2 separate regions of the Mus musculus genome follow, and region 1 is linked to region 2. Evidence: chromatin loops called from intact Hi-C (ENCODE). Cell type or tissue: gastrocnemius. All regions are shown on one strand.

Region 1 (2,500 bases), 45 kb before region 2:
CAAAAGGTTTATGAATGTTAGCCTACCCAGAAAAATCAAGAAATGTTCACTGCTCCCTTTGTTGGATGAATAGGCAGATCACTTTTCCTGATCTGCCTCCCACCCACTCACAACTAAAACCCCAGTAGAGAAGCCTTTCTTACAACCCCACCCCCCCCTGCATTCCTCCTTCTGTTTCCACATCACATTATATCACCATCTACTGCTGTTCTCTCCCTTGGGTAGAGTCCTCTCTAAGCACAACTTTACACACACTCCATAGCCCCTGCCCCAGGTGTGGTCCACACCTAGGTAGAAAAACCTCATGCATGGTCAACTATGTGTCATTTTTGTGAAACATGTTAACCCAGGCATTACAGTCTCACAAGGCTCTACATTCCCAACAAGAACTTACTCAGTGTAGATATAGTCAGGATTTTTGCAGCCTCCAAGAGAATAACCTCAAGGAAAAGGAAGCTCATGAGAAGCCAACGCCGATGTGCTGCCATCTGTAGAATATGTGGAGCCCTGACACAGGTTGCACACCTAAAGAGCTGTGCCCCACTAAGGGACCCTGTAAGCCTCTGTCACAAAGCACTGTCTGTTGCCTCAGATGGACTAAAGGCAGAAGATATTTTCTGTTCTTTTTCCAAATGCCCTTTTACCCTTGGCCTTTTCTCTGCTAATCTCTTTCCAGCTGATGTTGCATCATCCTCCTTAACTAGAGTTAAAAGAAAAACAAATGGAGAATTAATACATAACTTGTCTTTTCGTTTTGTTTTGTTTTGTTTTTGTTTTTCAAGACAGGGTTTCTCGATATAACCCTGGCTCTCCTGGAACTCACTTTGTAGACCAGGCTGCCTCGAACTCAGAAATCCGCCTGCCTCTGCCTTTCGAGTGCTGGGATTAAAGGCGTGCGCCACCACACCCAGCTATAATTTGTCTTATAGCCACAATATTTCTTTGCTGCCACAATATATCTCTAAAGTGGGAATGTAGGGACCTTGGGAAATCCTGTCAATGAGAATATCTTAAAGTGGAATATATCGTAAATATTTTTTAAGCCTAGTCATAAGCTCACAAGATGCTTCTCCCTCTGACACTCCTCTATCTATTTTCTATCGTCACTTCTGGAACAATTACCCTGGGTACCGGTTTTAAAATCTCCAGTGACGTCGATCATAAACATATCTTCGAGAAAAGCAATCAAGATTATTGCTTGACATCTCTCACTAGTCACAGATGCATGAAAATGTGCTAGTTGCCTGTGTAACTGAAAGACAGAAAAAGGAAAAGGAAAAAAAAAAGCTAAACCTCCACTTCTGAATGAACAGCATGAAACAGAACAGAACTATTCCACAATCCTTCCAAGGGCAAGCTCAGGACAGAGTCCAGATCTGTTTACTTGTAAATCAACAATGAAGGAAGGAGCACACTGCTCCGAGCAGTCATCTTCACACTCCAGTGTAAAACCAAAGTGCTTTAGCCAAGTTTCTCAGTGCAAAGTTTCCAGCTCCAAAGCACAAAGAGAATCTGATTCCCCTGAGGTTCTTTTATTGTTGAGAAGAGTTCTTGCTCTCGTAGGTTTTTTGTTATTCCAGATGAATTTGCAAATTGCTCTTTCTAACTTGGTGAAGAATTGAGTTGGAATTTTGATGGGGATTGCATTGAATCTGTAGATTGCTTTCAGCAAGATAGCCATTTTGACTATGTTCATCTTTCCAATCCATGAGCATGGGAGATCTTTCCATCTTCTGAAAACTTCTTCGATTTCTTTCTTCAGCGACTTGAAGTTCTTATCATACAGATCTTCCACTTCCTTAGTTAGAGTCACACCTAGGTATTTTATATTATTTGTGATTTTTGTGAAGGGTAATGTTTCCCCAATTTCTTTCTCAACCTGTTTATTCTTTGTGAAAAGAAATACCACTGATTTGTTTGAGTTAATTTTATATCAACCTACTTCACTGAACCTGTTTATCAGGTTAAGGAGTTCCTTGGTGGAAATTTTATGGTCACTTATATATACTATCATATCATCTGCAAAAAGTGATATTTTGACTTCTTCCTTTCAAATTTGTATCCCCTTGATCTCCATTTGTTGTCTAAATGCTCTGGCCCAGACTTCGAGTACTATATAGAATACGTAGAAAGAAAATAGGCAGCCTTGTCTATTCCCTAATTTTAGTGGGATTGCTTCAACTTTCTCTCCATTTATTTCAATGTTGGCTACTGGTTTGCTCTCTATTGCTCTTATTATGTTTAGGTATGGGCCTTGAATTCCTGATCTTCCCAAGTCTTTTATCATGAATGGGTGATAGATTATGCCAAATGCTTTCTCAGCATCTAACAAGATGATCATGTGGTTTTTGTCTTTGAGTTTGGTCTTATAGTGGATTATGTTGATGAATTTCCATATATTAAACCATCCCTGCATCCCTGGAATGAAGCCTACTTAAACTTGATGAATGATCGTTTTGATGTGTTCTTGGATTCAGTTAGTGAGGTATTTATTAGGTAT
Region 2 (2,500 bases):
GAAGGAAGGAAGGAAGGAAGGAAGTCTGCCGTGCCCCAACTGGCCAGTCTGGCTCTTCCTTTATTACACATTCACAATGAACAATATGAGTCCACTATAAAGTTTCACTTCTGACAATTTCAAGCTATATATGTCATCTTACATTAGAAAAAAATAAAAACAACTCAATTCATCCTCTCTTGCTATTGATGAGAATTTCAAGTCAAAATAAGTAGGTCAAAACCAGAATCCTCAAGTGATCCTAACGAGAGAGTTTCAATCATTTGTGTTTGAAGACAGACTATAGGGTTGGGAACCTCCTTTCGTTGTTCATTGCTCATCTGACACAGTCCCAACCTAACTTGGTGTCTCAGACTCAGTCATAATTGGAGATTCTAGCACCAACTATGGCTGACTCACCTCAGTGGAAAGCCTCTAATCTGCTCATCTGCCAGGCAGTGCTCATAATAAACTGTTAGGATGGATTCCCTACACAACACAATATACAGGTGAATAAATCCAATTGTATGCTTATGCCCACACAACACAGTCATCAATCACTGAGAATTCTGGAAAAATGCCCTTTCTATCCCTATTGATTACATGTCTGCAGATTTTTTTAGATGCTATTAAAATGTTCCATGGGGGTTGGGGGTGACTCTCAAATTTTCCATGAGTGTGGCAATTCTTTTTGATGATGTTTGTTGGGTCTCTCTGGGGAAAGTTGTAAATATAAGAAACTTAGAAAGACACCCACCATTGTCAATGGAAATAAACCAACAACCAAAAAGAGATTAGGAGAGAGGTGGGGGACAGCTAAACAAAACTGAAGATTATACAGGAGACATGTGGAAATCCACTAGTTTAGAAGCTACTTTTAAAAGAAGAAAAGAAAATCTCTGAGGGCCACTGAGATGGCTCAGCAGATTAAGGCACTCACTGCCAAGGCTGGTGGCCTGAGTTTGATCCCTGGGATTCAGATACTGGAAACTCCTGCAGGCTGTCCCTTGATCTCCACACATTAGCATGCACACACACATACACACAGTCAGTAAAGAAATTTACTGTCAAAACCATTCATAAAACATGTTTTAAATTGTTTAAATAGAGATGTCATGTATACTTAGATAATGCTGATCTCAGAAGTCAAGAGCAATCAAACAAAAAGACCCTGTGCTAGTGTGGGACACATTCCTAGGAGTTGTTGATCTTGAGGCCAATGGAGCCCTCAAGACAGCATAGGCTGTTGCCATTGCTCTTGATTGCCCAGCAGAACTAGATCATATAGCTGAGGTCACCACAGCTTTGGTCACAAAGGCAGAGCAAACTCAAACTGGAACTGAATATGGAGCTTCCTCCCTTCTGACTGAAAGGTGCTACACAGGACACTAGGGGGCAAAATTCATCAATACTTTTTACATAAATGATAGGCCTCCTATGTTACAATAGTGACCTACAGGGAAAACGTGCCCAGTGTTATAAAGGTGATCTTCTACCTTCTGACTGGATTTAAAGCCTGTTGTACAGGGGGAAAAAACAGTACCGAACACTGTAAATTTCTTCAAAAGCCTATGGCTAGGAGGGCCATATTTTGTATGGAAGAAATTGCTACTTTCTTTAACTAAATGGATATGTTTTTTAACCCACCTTATACATACTTTTGTTTATACCAATGGATTATAAGTTTTGCTCTCAGCCTTCATTAGAGAATTTCTTTGTGTAGCCAACTGCAATAAACGCAGAGAACCATGTCGGTTGACATAAAACATCGAATGCCTGGCTCTATCTGCACTCTCTCAGGGGATCAAGGAACACAACACAAGAGAGGAGGAAAATCAGATAGGAGCTGGTTGGAGGGAAAATGGGTCACAAAAAACTATCTTCTGAACATGAAATGGCTGTGACCTCATTACAGCTGTGATTGCCTACACTGGACCTGACTGCCAGACAGGATAAGGAATGGCTCATGCAATTCTGCCCTTCTTGGAAAACTACTGCGGACTGTCCATGGATACCGAGGGGGGGCAGTCATTGTTATCAGTGGTTTGACCACTAGTGAGCTTCCTAAACTCCAATGGATAGTCCTATTCCCAGGCCTGTGCAAGTGGTTACAGTATACAGTTGTTTCTCTATCTCTCTATCGCTCTATCTCTGTCTGTCTCTGTCTCTTTCTCTCTCTCTCACACACACACACAAACACACACAGAGACACACACAAACACACACACACATAGACACATGCACACACTAATACAGACTTAGCAGATAATTGCAAAAAGGAAGGGAAATAGTCAAAAGGTAGAGAGGATAGAGTAGTAAGTGTGGCAGTGTGATCAGAATGCATTATACATGTGGATGAAATTGTACAGAAAGACCTACAGGCACTACACACCTAGCTACGACCCTAGAGAAAAACATTTTAGACAGAGGTATATAGATGAGTGTGTGTGTGTGTGTGTGTGTGTGTGTGTGTGTGTGTGTGTATACAAAACATTCACAATGGATTTCTTTTTTACTCAGA

Evidence for each region. Peaks named below come from ENCODE experiments on the same cell type or tissue, not always from the same donor. Only the 100,000 strongest peaks of a DNase experiment are listed, where the experiment ranks them.
Region 1: it touches region 2 in a loop (2.4-fold over the local background); 12 of 42 quality-filtered maps call a loop at or near these places.

Annotation. Positions count from the first base shown.
Region 1 is chr15:9,333,683-9,336,182 of GRCm38, reverse strand. Ugt3a2 (UDP glycosyltransferases 3 family, polypeptide A2) reads right to left here and starts at 585. Exons shown (of 7, transcript NM_144845.3): 1 at 395-585. The coding sequence starts at 488. In gastrocnemius, no CTCF peak of the experiment used is centred here; no DNase peak of the experiment used is centred here.
Region 2 is chr15:9,288,720-9,291,219 of GRCm38, reverse strand. All of the region lies in intron 2 of Ugt3a1 (UDP glycosyltransferases 3 family, polypeptide A1), which reads right to left. Among named protein-coding and RNA genes, the nearest start is that of Ugt3a1, 10 kb to the right of the region's middle. In gastrocnemius, a CTCF peak has its summit at 1,367 (motif pointing right); no DNase peak of the experiment used is centred here.